Regions from separate parts of the Mus musculus genome. Here region 2 is linked to region 1. A link is a loop called in an ENCODE intact Hi-C map of the cell type or tissue named here. Cell type or tissue: heart. All regions are shown on one strand. Links, peaks and the distances in the headings refer to the core of each region. The heading gives the core; the rest is flanking DNA. Region 1 overlaps Ugp2 (UDP-glucose pyrophosphorylase 2). Region 2 has its middle 63 kb from the start of Ugp2.

What was found. Peaks named below come from ENCODE experiments on the same cell type or tissue, not always from the same donor. Only the 100,000 strongest peaks of a DNase experiment are listed, where the experiment ranks them.
Region 2: a loop joins it to region 1, with 2.9 times the contacts of the local background. A loop is called at or near these places in 7 of 42 quality-filtered maps.

What each region holds. Positions count from the first base shown.
Region 1 is chr11:21,347,221-21,355,220 of GRCm38, forward strand. Ugp2 (UDP-glucose pyrophosphorylase 2) reads right to left here. Exons shown (of 10, transcript NM_139297.6): 2 at 7,059-7,186; 3 at 6,129-6,236. Among named protein-coding and RNA genes, the nearest start is that of Mir1933, 6.5 kb to the left of the region's middle. In heart, for the core only: CTCF peaks have their summits at 3,391 and 3,698; no DNase peak of the experiment used is centred there; H3K27ac peaks cover 340 bases.
Region 2 is chr11:21,429,566-21,438,390 of GRCm38, forward strand. It overlaps the pseudogene Gm29812. Among named protein-coding and RNA genes, the nearest start is that of Ugp2, 63 kb to the left of the region's middle. In heart, for the core only: a CTCF peak has its summit at 4,300; a DNase peak (open chromatin) is centred at 4,466.

The sequences.
Region 1 (8,000 bases), core at 1-8,000:
GAGATGTGCAGAACCAGATCTGTAAGACAGCAGTTCTTAACCTTCATAGGCCATGGTCTCCTATGGGAGTATGGCAACACTGACTGTCTACTGTCTACTATGGAAAAAACAAATCACATACACATAATTCTAAATGTTATGGGGGCTTGAAATTCTTACAAAGATCTCTCAAGCTTCGGTACCTGGTGTGAACATTCTGCTGTTATCCTGGTTTTAAAATGGGATGTGTGGATATTCAGTTGCTCAAAACTGAAGAATCCCAACCCCCAAAAAGGATTAGTAAAAGATTCTCTCAAATAATTTCAGGGCAGAAAGTATAAGGAGTAGGTATGGGTGGATCACTTTGCTTCATATAAAAATTCTCCCCTTATAAGTAGAAATTCCTTCATGGTGGATTAGAGATCTAGAGGTAGGATAGCAGAACCACAGACCTATTTTTCCTTTTCAATTGTATGACATAAACTACTTACATGAGATACAATTGGTGGCTGGGCATGAGTCTTTGGAGATGAAACAGAAACTAGCTGGCCCAGAAGCTTCGAGCAGCTAGTCTAGGACAGATCTAGGTGGATGGAAAGTGAAGATCAAAGCTAATGCTGGTGGTTGTCCTGACCTGCACATGCACACCATGGTGTCCAGTGGTTGCTGTCTCTCCTCTCTTCAGTCTTCCCTCTCTCCCTCCCTCCCTTCCTCCCTCTTTCTCCATTTCTCCTTCCCTTCCTCTCCACCTCCAACGCATGCACACACGCATGCAAATCTAGGAACACAAAGGACCCTGCCCTCAAAGATAAGCACTAAGGAAACCAGGAATGTTAAACACCTGGATTGTCTTTCCAAAGAGAGAGATGTTTTAGCCTGTTTTTCCACCAAGAAGACTGGGATGGAGGAGGTTAATAACTTGGTGATTTATGCTGTCTGTAGAGCCAGGGCATACCAAGCTCCCATAAATTGGACCCAAAGGAGCCCAAATGACCACTACACTATCTGTATGACCAAAACCATTTCAGATCCTCCCCTAGGCCGTTAGGATAATATATGTAGCTTATCTCAAGTGCCATGTACTCTGAAAAGAGTTTTGATGTCATTTTGCCTCCTCGTGCATAGGGGGCTTTGTGACACCAGCAAGCTTTTTCTCCAAATTGTACTGTACTTATATATACTTACAATAAACTGCTAAAGGTTAGACTTTTGAAGTTTGAACCAACAAAGGCTGTGTTAAATTGGACTTCCTCTTTGCCTTACACAGTCTGATACCCTGTTGGTCTTGGCATTTGCAGAAACCCCCTATAACCAGGGCCCAACATGGGGCATGACCCTTAGAGAAGGTTAAGGAAAGTTAAAAAAAAAAAAAAAAAAAAAAGAAATAGAAGGTAAGATACCAGGCCTCTTACCACAGAGGTATGGAGCATAGGTAAAAGAGTGGAAAATTAATAACAAAAACAGAGGAAAGGAAAAAAATTCTGCCATAAGTATCTTGGCAGAGTAGGTGGAATGGACTCCATAGCCTCTCCAGCTTCCCAGCTGCCCAGGAGTCACTTACTGCTACAGCATGCTCAAAGATGATGTGATTGGAACTCAGAGGCCTCAGTGTCCGACGCATCGATGCATCGCCTGACAATGGCAGGTGGAGCTAAGCCAGTGCAGCAAGAGCTTGTTTCTCCATTCCCCTCCCCCGCCCCACACACAGCAGGAATAAATCAATTAGCTTGATCAATGGCCCCTTTTTGAAGAAAAAAATTAAAACAAGCTCAAGGGGAACAATTACAACTAAGGCATAAAGCACTTACAGCCTGATGCTCATTAAATTTCCTGAGGTGCTGGGAATTAGATATGCAGATGACATTCTTCTCTGCTGCTCATCTTATCAATACTTACGTGAATGCTTAACTTTCATGATAAGCTAAAAGAACAAAGTTTTAAATTTGGGGCCATGTCAATTGAGTTTGCTTTTATCTGCTCATTACTACTGAGGATTTGGCTCTACTATTTAAGTTGCTCTCTGGAGACCCTTGTTTAAATTCTGTAAGAAATTTAACACCTGAAACAGGTCAGGTGGCAGTCAGAACAAGGTCAAAACAATGACCCATGATGAACAATGCCTTGGGGAACTGTGAGAGAGGCTCCAAGAAAAAAAGGCAGATGGCCTCTTACCTCAAGTACATTTTATTCCCTGGACTACTCTTGGACGTGATTCTGAGTCTCCTGTGACAAACATTTGTATTCAGTTTATAAGATGTCTATTCTAGTTGGATGTCAGTACATAGCTATAGAACCCAACCTGGTCAGTGTACCCTGAATCTGGACTTGGCCTTCTGCCGTGCTTTCATGCCATCTTAGATATAATCTACAGTATGTGCCAAGCAATTGTGTTTAAATTGGTCTGTCCTGAGAAACTTCTGGGACAGGACGGGTCTGTTAATAGTTAGTATTTAGTTTGTGCTTACTGACCTCTATGTACATGTTTTTCTAAACTCAAACAGCCTTCCTTGGATCATTGCTTTGTTACATTTGAATATAAAAGCACACTGAAACTGAAGTACAGTTGTCCACGGCATTAGACTGTGGTCCATCCCATTTTTTCAGGTCCTCAGATCCCAGGTCCAGCAGACAAGATCTGCACAGGTCAGCTGATAAGCCAACAGGCAAGTTATTAGTTTATTAAATAATGCTGGTATAAATTGACAGCACACAGAATTAATACCTTTCATCCTTATCAGTTGCTTATCCTTCCTTTCTCCCTATCACCTACTGGAAGGTTGTTGATGCAAGGTATTATAAAAATGTATGTATGTCATAATTCTCCAAAACAAGCTGTAACTTCTTATTTGCAAGAAATTAAATTAATGGTGGGAAGGCCATGTCCTAAACAACTTACTGGTAAAGAGCCTTCAGAAATCAATGTGCTACTAAACAAAATTCAGGTTGATTAATTGTTCTACAGCAATAATAATGGGCAGATTGCATTAGCATGATACTCAGAAGCTATAGACAACCTTTATCCAGAAGATCCCCTTTAAAACTTTTTTCTTTTGAAAATACCCTATGGGTACTGTCTAAAATTATATCTAAAATCCTATAGAGATTGCTTTTAATGCTTTTACAGGTGGCTCTTCAAAAAGACAACCAACATGTTTTATATACAAATGCTGCGTTCTCCACAAAAAAATTGTAAATTCCCTTGTACAGCTCAGCAGTCTGAACTTGCTACAATCAATCAGCATTTATTAAATGTATCTTAGCCACTGAATATTTTAAGTGTTATAGTAACCTATACTGCCTCAATTTTAACTGTTCAGTGTGTAAATATAGCAAAAACCAGGAGCTACAGACAAGAAGTACATATCTCTATTTTTCAATGAAACTTTACTTACAAACCACAGCAATATTCCTAACTATGTACAAAAACAGATGCAAGCCTACAAGATGGCTCAAGAGGCAGAGGTGCTTGCACACAGGCCCAACATTTCAAATGTTATCTCATTTTCTAGTTTCCCCTCCGAAAACCCCCTATCTCCTCCCGCCCCCTGCTCACCAACCCACCCATTCCGTTTCCTGGCCCTGGCAGTCCCCTACACTGGGGCATATAACCTTCACAGGACCATGGGTCCTAACAAGTGTTTTCTTTGGTTGGTGCTTTAGTCCCAGGGAGCTCTAGGGGTACTGGTTAGTTCATATTGTTGTTCCTCCTATTGGGCTGCAAACCCCTTCAGCTCCTTGGGTACTTTCTCTGGCTCCTTCATTGGGGACCCTATGCTCTGTCCAATGGATGGCTGTGAGTCTCCACTTCTGTATTTGTCAGGCACTGGCAGAGCCTCTTAGGAGACAGCTATATCAGGCTCCTGTCAGCAAGCTCTTGTTGGCATCTACAATCGTGTCTGGTTTTGGTGGTTGTTTATGGGTTGGATCCCCAGGGCTCACAACCATCTTAATGGGATCTGATGCCCTCTTCTGGTGTGTCTGTAGATTAGTGTACTCGTATAAATAAAATAAATAAATCTTTTTAAAAATGCTCTGTTAAAAAAATGAGAAAATCACATCTTTAGAACTAAATCTGCTACCGATTAGACAGTTGAGGGTCTTTTTAAAAAATGTATTAGAATCTTTTTGATAAAGGTAGTACCTGTAAAACGAAATAAATAAAAGTAAATGTTTTCTACTTTTTGGCACAAGGAGAGGAGGCAAAGATGAGCTCTCAGTATGCTGCCCAGTACGTTATAACTCGGCATCAAGTGACACTCCGGCTCTGTGCACAGCAGCGGAGACTACAGGACACACTGTACACTCCCAGCTAATCCTAGTCACTGAGCAGACTTCAGACTGACCTTTGCTTCTCTGTTTAGTTAGGTTTAGTTAGTAAAGGGGTGCTTCTAGGGCTGGCTCGTCCTCAGCATTAACCTACCAACTGACACTTTAAAGCACAGCACATCAATGGAACCCACCTGCAAGGACCAGGATCTGCACGTGGGCAGCTGCTGCACAAAGGGGCCAATGCCTTGCACTTAGCTGATATCAGGCTCTGTAGTAACTGTCCAGAAAGCAGCAGGGCTCCCAGGTCTGCTGCTGGAGCCCACCACACAATAATCAACTGAGGTTATTCAATTATAAATAAATCCAAGACAAAAATTCCAAGTACTTAGAGTGACTAAATCTATCATTGTGTTAGGTCTGTTCTCAAACATTTTAAAAAACTGGATGAATCTACATGTAGTTCTTTTTTAAAGAGCATACCTATCTAGAAGAATTCTCTCATTTTCTTTGGCTAAGAAAATATTAATTCTGCTATGTAACTATGAAGAAATAAATCATAATAAATAATGTGTCAGGGACAGTAAAACAAAGACCAAAACAAGGGAGTCCCCCATTATCATTGACATTATAAAGAAGAGGAATTTTTTAAATTGTTTTTATTATATTTGTGTATTTGTGTGTGTGTTTGTGCACCCGCATGTGCACCCATTACTCATGTGTAGAGGGCAGAAGACAACATTTAGGATTCATTCTTTCCTTCTAATATGGGTTCTAGGGCCTGAACTCAGGTCTTTAGACCCACATGGCAAGCACTGGTCCATTTCCTACTAAGTTATGTCGCCAACCCAGTGAGAAAAATTCTAACTTCAGTGTTACTAATAAGATAATATACTCAAGGCAACTAATGAGAGATTTTTAAAGAAAAGAAATGGCCTAAATTTTAAAAATGTAGGTACTTTTCTACACATGGGAGTAAGAGTATTCCTAAGCAGGAACTTATTTATGATTTTCTCACTAGGAAAAAAAAATCTAATGTTGACTCCATTAGCTTAAACTGCTACTGATGAGCAGGCCTGAGCCCCAGCAAACTCTGGTACACTGGGACCACACTTCAGTTAGTTTGCACTGAATCATATTTTAAAAGTGTTAAAGCAAGATTGCAGTGTAAGAAATGAACACTACACGTGGCAAGAACATCAGGCCCATACAATGCTTCAAGTACGGTAATCTATTTTCACATATATCATCTTAACAACTTGTGAAGTACACAAAACACCCGGTACTGTTCTCATTTTACATAAAACAAAGTACTGGAGCTCAGATTTAAACACCTAATCCTGCCCTTTATCCCTCCTCAGTGGGGCTTTCTGCTAGCAGCCCATGGCAGGTGCAGACATCAGCGCTACGCCTCCATAACACACAGGAAGTTTGTTAGGTGAGGATCCCATACCATTAACTATGCAGAACTCTAGAAGCAGGGGAGGAGAAAACAAAAGGTATGCTGGGCTGGTGGCATGGGCAGACAAGGTTACAGAAATGGCCTGAAAGCATGGAGAGAGCTTTAAAGTCTGGGTAAGGCCTGAGCAAAGTTTAAGGCAGAAAGAAATCTAATGGTTGGAAGAGAGAACAACATGAAATCCAAACGGGATGCTTTTTACAAAAGTAGAATGGATGCTAATTACAATGTGTGAAAGTGGGACAATGCTGCAGGGGGATGAGACCTTAAGCTAAAGGTCGGCTACCTCCACACCCAACATGAAGGACCACAAACTGAAATCAGTATGTTTGCTAGGAAGGTTCTGTTACATCTTCACAACCCACCTACAAAGTAAAACCAACATTCAAATTACCCAGTTTCTTATGCTTTACCTAAAACTTACCGAATCTTCTGGAGGTCTCTGGATTTTACCCCAGTCCACAGACGGTCCCTTTTCTTGCAAAAATCTATGAAATAGCTTCCGAAATCCATCAAGATCTTTTTTAGTGTGCTATGAAAATAGAAGAAAATGTTTAATACATAGTAAAACTAGATTCAAACTATTACTTTAAAAATACCTTTAAGTGAAATTCTTACACTATTAGAATATAGAGAAGGGCAAAAATACTAAGGCCTGTTTAAAACTGAAGTAGAAAAGTGAAAAGGAACTATATTTAAAGGAGTCTTTTAACACGCCAACCCCTCCACTATCACCTGCTAGTCAGTTGTCTTGTACTCTGAACAATTTTAGTCCCTATGAATTTCAACATTATTTTTTATTACATTCCAACATCTTTCACTACTTCTGAGTGCAAATAAATTCTCACCAAAAGAACAAAAAGGGAATAAAACATAACTAACCTCAAAACAGTAAGTACAAATTGAATTGAAAAATAAAAGATAATGTACTGACAGAAAGTAAAGCTTCTCGATTTTGGAAAACTGATAGCTCTAGCACAGGTCTGCTAGACCTGGAAAACTGAGAGCTCTAGCACAGCTCTGCTAGACCTGGCTATGGGCAAAAGGCACAGAGAGGACATGGCTTGTTACAGATCCGACTAAACATGGTAACCATCTCTATACCCAATGATACTCAAACACAACATAAACTGTAATCCTGTCCATGCTCTTTTGGGGACTTGGAAAATTTCCTCAGTTTTTTTTTTTAACAAAAGAAAGTAGCTGTACTATGAACAAATATTAACGATCTGTGAGTGTTCAACAGTGCTAACTTCTGATGTTACATCCTGTGCTCATTTCAGGCTGGAGAATCACCACTGGTGGCAATTATGCATGTTGACACACAAAGCAAAAGACACTATTGAATCCTTACCTCAAACTCATGTGAGGCTGCTGTGGTAAGTATTTTTTCTAATTCTTTCTTCACAGATAATTCTAGTTCTTGGAGAATGACCTCTTGGAACTGAGAAGCACCATCTTGAGACATAGCTTTGCTAAGATCTTAAATAAAAAAATATAAAGTCACTGATTAGTATCAGTCAGCAACAAGGAAACTTATTAATTTTGTTATTTACAGATTAAAGTCAAGATGGACCAAAGTCTGAGAATTTGTTGGCCTTTGCTTTATAACAAGATGGAAGTATGCTAAACAAAGAGTGATGGCTGTCAACTTGACAACATTTAGCTTAACTAAAACCCAAGAGGCTGGGTACACCTTTAAGGGATTTTGCTTAATTAGATTATTTGAAGTAGGAAGACCCACCTGTAATCTGGATCTCTGAGGTGGGAAGATCTACCTTTAATGTGCACCACATCTTCTACTGGCAGCCTATATAAAGGACACGCTCTTTGCCTGCCTGCCTTCACTCTTGTTGTTAAGTTCATTCATTCACTGCCATTAAGAACCTACACCTGTGGGATTCCAGAGTATACTGAAGACCAGCTGAGAATCCAGTCTCATAGACTGAACAACTACCAGACTCCTGAACTTGCTGTTGGGATACCGCCATTATTGGACTAGCTAGACCATAGCCTGTAAGCCATTCTACACATACATACATATATACATACATACATACATATATATATATATGCACACATACATATATATGTATATATATATAAATAAAATGTAATACTTATTCAATGTGTATATTCATTCTATCAGTTGTGTTCTTGAAAATCCTAGTACAGAAGCTTTAAAAAGACTTACCAGTGAATAAGTGATAAAAAGATTATCAGTGTATAAAATCACTCTACTCTTTTTTAAAAAAATCTATCTAAATAGATTCATATAGATAGAATTTTTGTATTA
Region 2 (8,825 bases), core at 492-8,491, 83 kb after region 1:
TCTACTCTATTTCCCTGAGACATGGTCTCCGCTGAACCTGGAGCTTGACTAGAGGCCTTCAAGCTCTAAAGAGCATCTTGTCTTTGTCCTTCATAGCAGTGGAGTTACAGGTACACGCTGGCATGCCTACATTCTCTCTCTCTCTCTCTCTCTCTCTCTCTCTCTCTCTCTCTCTCTCTCTCTTTCTGTGCGTGTCTGTTTGTCTATCTTTTCTCTATCCATGTCTTTCTGTCTGTCTGTCTGTCTCTGTGTCTTCACCACACACATGAGTTCAGATGATTTGAATTTATGTCCTCATGCTTGGGAAGTGTTTTCTTACCCACTGTTTCCTTCTCCTGTCCCAAGACCATATGACTTCAACTCTCAATATCTCAGGATATAACTTTAAGATACCAGGCTAGTCAGACCCTTAAAATTTAATTGACACTTTTCAAGGACAGGAGAAATTAATCTTTACATGAGAGCCAGCATTTATTACTTAGTAATTTATCCTCTTGAGCTGCTGCAAAACATTTATGGAACTGCATCTGATCTGAATTAATAATTTGCAGCAATGTTTTTGGATGATGCCTGGAATCACTGCTCATATAAAGCAAACGAGGTTCCACATTGCATTAGAGATGTCAGGTGGTGTTCTTTCCCTGGGCACATGGGGCCCTTTGCTTGCCAAGGGAGAGGGTAAGTTCTTGGTAAACCTTCAAGGCTCATATGACTAAGGAGAGTTTATTTGGCTCCTTATAAGATTCCAAAATAGGAACCACAACATCACATCAGCTTTGTAAAGAATCCATAAATTATTCTTGTCTCTCCAACATGGGAAATAATTCCCATCAAATCACAAATCATACCTTTTGACCCCAGAAGCAGTTCCAGGGAAATCTGTGGAACTTCTTAGTATCACTCTCAAAAAATCAGGAATGTGTTTCAGATTCTACCAACAAATTTCTTCTGATTTGCCAGACACCTTAACTTAGCCCTTTAAAACTACTATAACCCATATGTACCCAACTTTTCAGTTTTTGCCAACACAAAACGTCCTTCAGTTTATACCAAAACCAGCCCATCATTCTCTGCTATCAGCCCTCCTTCAAGAGCAAATTGCCGCTCTTGCAGTGCTGCCAACTCTGTCTGAAGCTTTGCTGGCACAACCTGACTCTAAACCAGAGCACTCCCAGGCTTTCTTTCCCTTTGGACTTCTCAGCCTTTACATTTAGAGACTATTCAATCAAAGACACGTTTCTCCCCACTGATGCCCACTGTTCTGTTTCCCTGGACTTCCTTTTAGGAAGGTGAGCCGTTTTCCTTTGATCTAGAGGGAGCATCCTGATAATGAATATGCTTTAGGGTGGGGCTAGAATGCAGGCAGTCTGTTTCAGACCCATGGCTTCTTCACCGGGCATTCCTTACCAAGGTATGCTTGCTTCCTTCTCTAGACTACTGTTCTCTTTCCTGACAAAAACAGAAGCCTGACTCAGACTTCTCTACACTGCAAAGCACAGTGTTAAATGGGTCTTTAATCCAAAAGGAGAAGAAAAACAAACAAAACAAACAAATAACCCCCCTCTTCCATGGGCTGTATTTTCAGTTTATTGCCCACATGGGGTCTGTGCAATGGACATGCTTACTCTTTACATGGATAAAAGCCAGCTTCACCTCAATCATTCAGCCCAATAGGTCCCCATTGGTCCCCAAAAGCTCTGATCTTGTCCATCTATGGTGTCTTTGTGCATTTGTTTTTGCCTTTGCTTCTCTAGCTACAGGGTTACTGAATGTCTCAGGGCTCCCTATCAGTTGGCAAAGAGTTGTAATACTCCATATGGGTAGTGGAGAGTTGTTAGTAATTCATTCTTTATAAGCCATTAAATTGTTTTACAGAAATTACGGTAAGTTCGAGTAGTGGTTACGGGTAATTACGGGTTTAGTAACAATGAGAAGCCGCTACTATCCCATAAGTCTGACATGGGACTGGAACGAGTTTTACCAGGTTCTAACAATAATATTGACCTTTGGGAGTAGAATCCCCCAACACTGGGCACGGTGGCATCAGAGTGCTGGAGAATAAATATTCACTGCTCCCTCACCTCTGCTCTCCATAGCACCCCCATCTTCACCCACTCTGAACCAGTACTAAGGTAGAAAGCTGGAGTACTGACAGCAATCCTAAGAACATCTTCTGGAGTCAAAGCAGAGTGAAGGAGATAGTAAGTCAGTCTGGAGGAACAAAGGAAGATGCCTAGCAAAGTTGTAAAACCCAACACTTTTACTTTTTTTATTTTTGAAAGTTTCAATAATGTTCTAAGCTAATGTAAGGATTATACCAGTTGAGTCACCTCATTTTTGCCTCTTGGCTTTAGCTTTAACTATGCATTTGTCTCTTAAGCCACTAGCTTTTCTAAACTCAGGAACAACCCCCCCCCCCATAACTTTTGCTAATGTAATCGGCAGCCGTCCTTTTTCTTCAAAACACTTCTTACATATCTCTGTTCTTTCTGACTTTCTCTCAGAGAAGGGAATGGAACACCTTAATTCGACGATGGGGAAATGTTAATCCAATCATGAGAATTTAAGAGCAAGAACATTAAAATAAAGTTTCGGGAAGTAGTACTTACCGAGGAGTTGAAACCTGAAGCAGCTGTAAATTAGGTCATTAGGAATTAGCAGGACCAAAGTCCCGGTGGTTGCAATATGCTTTTGCTGGCTTCCAATTACTCCTATTAATGGGGAATGTTTTTGCACAGCACAAAAGCATCCATGACTAGGCATAAAACGTGTATGAATCTAACACCCAAATAGAATTCTAAGTGTGATACCACCAAAGCTCTGCATAGAGTGGGAGAGAGGATGAGGATGCTGGAGAGTGAGGCTGCCGAGTCTTCTATTCTGTCTCTGAATGGATAGATTAACATGGATGAAAATATAGACTGAGATACATAAAGCAAAGGTTAGCACTCTAAAGGTGGACATAAAACATTGTTTTGCAGTGTTGGGGTTCAAATGTAGGTCTCACATGTGATAGGCAAGCACCATTACTGAGTCCTGCCCCTATGGCTTGCAATGTCTCTTACAGTGTTTGACTGTCGCTTGCTTGCTTGCTTTGATGACTCACATATTTTGAAACTAGACAGAGGAAGAAAAGAATTTTTAAAAATTGCATTATGAAGTAAAAATCAGAAGATGAGCAGGGTGTGGTAAGCACAAGCCTTTTATCTCAACATCCAGGAGGAGGAGGGAGAGGAGAGTGGGGAGGAGAAAAGGGAGGAGGAGGGAGAGGAGGAGGGGGAAGGAGAGGAGGGCAGATTGAAGTTCAGGGCCAGCCTGGATTACACAGCAGGTCCATGGCAGAAAGAAAGATTTCTCAGAAGAAAAATATACACCAAGGAAACAATAAGATTCTTCATTCCATCTTGGATTTCTCATTCAGTTGCCTCCCTGTGAAGTTGTCTCACATAAACTTTCCGGTGTCTAAGCCTTTCCATTCCCACACCCTCCTTTGGTGCCCTCCACCTATATTAGTGTGCTGGTTCTAACACAAACTATCCCACACCAGGCTTATCCAAGAAACCAGAACTCTGTAGGCATAACATTACACCTCTCCTTAGAAGCCTTTGGAGGCTCCCTGGTGTTGTTTGTTTGTTTGTTTTTATTATCTACCCTTTTTACCTGGTTTTTGAGAACTTCTACCGTGTAATGCTTTTTAATTTCAACATAGGTGATTTCATCAAGACGTGTATTTTTATATAAAAAACATTGCAAACATTTCTGCAATCGAGTGCATCTTACAATAGACTCATGTCATCTTTTTTAGGTTCATCTTAGCTACAGGATCCCTCAGTTACAGAAACAGGACTTTTTGCCACCCAAAGGCTCACTCTTTCACAACTCCATTTTTTCCATCTATCTACTTCATTCTCCCTGCCTCCCCTTCCTAGCTTGGTCTGTGAAAACCCAGCCTATCTTTAAGGTGCAGCCCAGAGGGGCTGCTTCAAAGAAAGCTTCGCTCACCTGGCAGCTGAGCACCAGCCTCTGAGGACCCAGGGCTATTGTAACTCTGGCAGCTGGTGTCTTATACTTTCTTTCAGTTTAATACTTATGCATTTGTTTGGCCTGTTCTCTTAAGAGCCCTGAAGATTGCTTGAAGACTCTTAAGATTGCAACTGAAACTGTAGGATTCAATGAAAAACATGTTTGTTTCTTAATACAAACTGAAGATATTTTGAACAGGTTCTTTGCCTGCTTGCTTGCTTTAAATCTAAGCACTATTTCTGAGCTCAAGAAGAATCCTGCTCAGAGCTGCCACCTTAAGGTAGCCAGAGCCTCAGCAATGAGGCGATGTAAGGCAGTAGGAAGGAGGGAAGCTCTCCTGAAGCTCCTTTGGGAATGAGGGTGGGGGCCACAGGAGTGGCTGCTCTAGGGCAGGCAGCTTTCCCTGGGTTCTAGGAGTGGTTGTGGGAAAGGTCAAGAAAAGCATACTATTTAGATGGCCAGCCCTGTCTGCTAGACATGAATCACTGTGAAGTCTTGGGCTAGTGAGGCCAAACGAAGTAATAACTTCCCTTGGGAACTCCAGACTGGACTGGAAGTTGAAAACAGGTCTCCACAGGCGCTTATGAGGATGCACCAAATGTGACCCAGACTTGTCACAGCCTGGAAAAAGAGAGCCATGCACGAAAAGCATTGCATGTAGCAGCTTCTTCATCAGAGCTAATGTGGAACACCCTGCATAAGTCACATATACACAATTCTTTCCTGAAGTGGTGCATCCGAACCCCTCCCCGCCTTTTCTTCTTAGCAAAGTTGTACGTCCACTGAAAATAAAATCTACTCAAGTGTCCTCTTGCTATTGCCAGGCCATTCTGGGACTAAATTTAATGAGTTGTAAACCACACCCACGCCTTTTATCCCAGCACTTGGAAGGCAGAGGCAGGTAGATCTCAGTGAGCTTGAGGCTCAGCCTGGTCTACAGAGTGAGTTCCAGAACAACCCAGCCCAAGGTCTTTACACGGAGATAGGAGGAGGGGTGGAGAGAGGAATGATTTATAATTTGTTGCAGACAAATGACATTTTCTGTAAGGGCATTCAGGTACTCAACTTGACTTTCTATGCATACCATCTCTTTATAGACATTCTGGAGGGAGTAGATCTGAGAAGTTGGAGGTTCCTGCCTGAGTCAAGCACTCTATCATCTGCCTAGTACTCACTAATGGGTCTGAAGCTCATTTTCTTCTGAGGCAAAATGGTCCTCATCATAGATCTATCTGGACATGTCCTTTGAGAGCTGGTTACTCTCTTCACCTTTCACAACAGAAAGCCCTGCACAAAGGTCATATTGTTGATCTTATTTTACTCAAATAATTTTGTCTTAAAAAACATTGTCCTCATTAAATTAGCATAAATATTTATTATGGAAATTGTAGGAAGTATAGAAAAATATAAGGAAGTAACTATTGTAACTGCTTAGAGGTACTATTATTAACATTATAGTATGTTTATTTAGCCTTGCAATAATTTCTCTTTGTATAGCTGTACTGGCTAGTTTTGTGTCAACTTGACACAGCTGGAGTTATCACAGAAAAAGCTTCAGTTGAAGAAATGCCTCCATGAGATCCAACTGTAAGTCATTTTCTCAATTAGTGATCAAGGGGGAAAGGCCCCTTGTGGGTGGGACCATCTCTGGGCTTATAGTCTTGGTTCTATAGGAGAGCAGGCTGAGCAAGCCAGGAAAAGCAAGCCAGTAAAGAACATCCCTCCATGGCCTCTGCATCAGCTCCTGCTTCCTGACCTGCTTGAGTTCCAGTCCTGACTTCCTTTGGTGATGAACAGCAACATGGAAGTATAAGCCAAATAAACCCTTTCCTCCCCAACTTGCTTCTTGGTCATGATGTTTGTGCAGGAATAGAAACCCTGACTAAGACATATAGCTATATAATCTTTTAAATGTTTGTTATTGAATGGGAATTCAACTTTTCAAGCTATTTTATTTTAGTTGTTAATGTGTATGTGGTATGTGTGAGTACGTGAATGCATGTTTGCTTGTACAGGAACACATGTATATATAGATACACATCTGTGTGTCTCATGTTTAACCTGTTTTTAAAGTCTATTTGTCTTCCACAATAGTAAATGATTAACATTTGTTTTGATATGTAAGAGCCACAGAGTGAGCTCTGATGTTAGCTCATCTGCATTTGAATTTTGAGTGTCATTTGGCCCTTGGACATGTCCTTTGATTGAAATAATTACTTTACAGATTCCTCAATTGTAAAGTTGGGGCCACTAATAATTCCTATTTCATACAGTTGTGAGTTATCCAAGGGAGCAGTTGCCACGTGCTCACAGTAGTGCTTGGCTGAGAGGAAGGGCTTTGAAGGGTTAGCAACAGTTATGATTTTTTTTTAACATTCTTTTAAAGACTAGATAGAATTCCATTGTTTGGATGGAGCACAGTGCAGGCATTGTTGGATAGTTTTAAGAGATGTAAGATGCTTCTTTTTGGTGGATAAACACTAGTGAGACAAATATTCTTTTCCATTGTGTTTGTGTGTTGATTTTATTGTGCATATTTAACATATACAATGTGCTATAGAATAATATATACATATAATAAAATGGGTATTATAGTGAAAAGAATTTAGCATAGTCATTGCCCAACAGTTATTCATTCACCTTTCCCTACCCCATGTCAAGAGAGGCCATAATCACTTAGTAAGATCTCTGAATACAATACCCTGTTATTAATTACTGTTATTCTCCATCTTTCTCTTTGTTTGTCTTATAACTCCAGAGGCCTGTTTTGTATTCTGGACCCATGTCTCTTCACTTCTTTCCCCCCTCTCCACCCTGGTAGCCACCATCACTCTCTCCCTCTGTGTGGTTGTCATTTCGCTTTAGACTTCATATATAAATGAAATATGATATTTGTTTTCTTTCTTGGCTTATCTTATTTTGCATAATGTCCTCCAGGTTCTTCAATATTGTGGCAACTGGCAGAAACCTCTTCTTTTCTTGGCTGAGTAACATTCCATTGTATAAATTAATTACAGCTTCGTTTTGTCTTTTAACATTGACAGGCAGGTTGTTTCTGTTCCCCAGCTGTGGTAAGTAGACTGCAGTGAACATAGCGGTTGGGATAGACATCTGTGCTTCCCCACTGTGTGTCTGTCATGGCAGCATGCTGTGGAGGAAGACAGTGCTGGGAGGTGAGGGAGATGCGTTTTACTTTAGTGGTTTTGAGCTTCTCGTAGCCTGCAAAGCTGATAATCAGAAATTATTTATATTTTCTGGTACCATACAATCAAATATTCAGTGTTTCTTTCTAGGTTGTATCACTAGTAAGCCTATCTTCAGATTCCGGTCACAGAAATGTTCTTCACCAATATCTGCCATAGAGTGACCCACCCTGATGGCTTGGCCTGAGAGGAGCTTGAGTAGATTCTCTGAGTCCTGGAGTCACTGTATTTTCCAGACTGGTGCTGATGAAGGTAGAGAGGAGCAGAAGCCCTTGGGGTTCTGGGTCCTGTCTGTAGTTAAGAGAATGATTGTTTTACATTCTGGTATCCTTCCTATAAATGGAGAGACCTGGAAGATGATGTGGCTACATGGAAAACCTTAAGCAACAAACAGCTGTAGGATTTCATTTAGCAAGCTCGAATCTGCAGCTGGTGACTGAGACTGACCCTTCTGAGGATGACTGCAGTATTTGTCTGTGTTCTTGCTTTTATCTCTTTGAGCTGTTCTCTGTCTTTCATAAGTTGACTTGTTGTTTCGGGAAATATTTAAAAAGTCAACCCGCCATCTCTCCTGCCCCACTGGTCCGTGTTCCCAGTGGGCTACAACACTATGTCCTGGCGGGGCCCAGCTCGGTGTGTTCTCACGTGGAGCTACTACTCTCTTCCAGCTAGCTAATTCATCTCTCTTCTATGCAATGCTCCCTCCACCCCCACGATCAGCCATCTCAACACCTAGTTACCCAGTAGAAACATGACTCTTAAAGCTTAATTACCCAATCAGATTTATATAACAATAAGATAACAATTTACAAGATGCCCATACAATAATTTCATAGCCAATTGATAAAGATAAAGCTATAGCCTAATTATTCTAACTTTGTGAACATCTTAGCTACTTGTGGCTGTTTAAACCCACGTGGGCTCAGGATCATCTTAGTCTGCCTCCATGTTGGCTTCTCCCTGTCCCCCAAACTCCTAGCTCCGCTTCCCTTTTCCTGTCCAATCACAGGCCTTGCCACTGCCCTAATGTGATTGGACAGAGAAACTTTTGAATAGATTTTTACGTTTTATTGAAATCTTACATGAACAAGAAGTTGGAAATACAATCACATCCAAGAACAAATTGTCATGGCTTTGATGTTTAAGCCAAACAAATTTTGTAGGGCAGATTTCAAAAAGGTGTGGTTATAACAACTTACAAACACAGTTAACCTGCTTCTAGGAATGCAAAACATACAGTCATAGGTTATTTTCAATACAAGGAAACTTAAGTCTGCTTTAATTTCTTAAAACTACTAAGACAAAGCACTGGCTTGTAGTTTTATTTACAGCATACTTCATATTCCTATGTAACCTGTTCCAAATTAAAAAAAAAAAAAAACCAAAACCAAAACCAAAACAATAAAAAAAAAACAGAACTGTCCTTTGCAAAACCATGCTTTAACAGTTTGTTCTGAAGCTAAGATGAAGCTTGGAACGATAAAAGCATTGTAACCCCAGAATAAGGGAACTCTGCAAGCCCAATAATGCCCAAGAGCATTTAGAAAAGAAGAAAAATAAGAAGCCTTGAGTATATACACAATAGTGACTTCTTCAGAT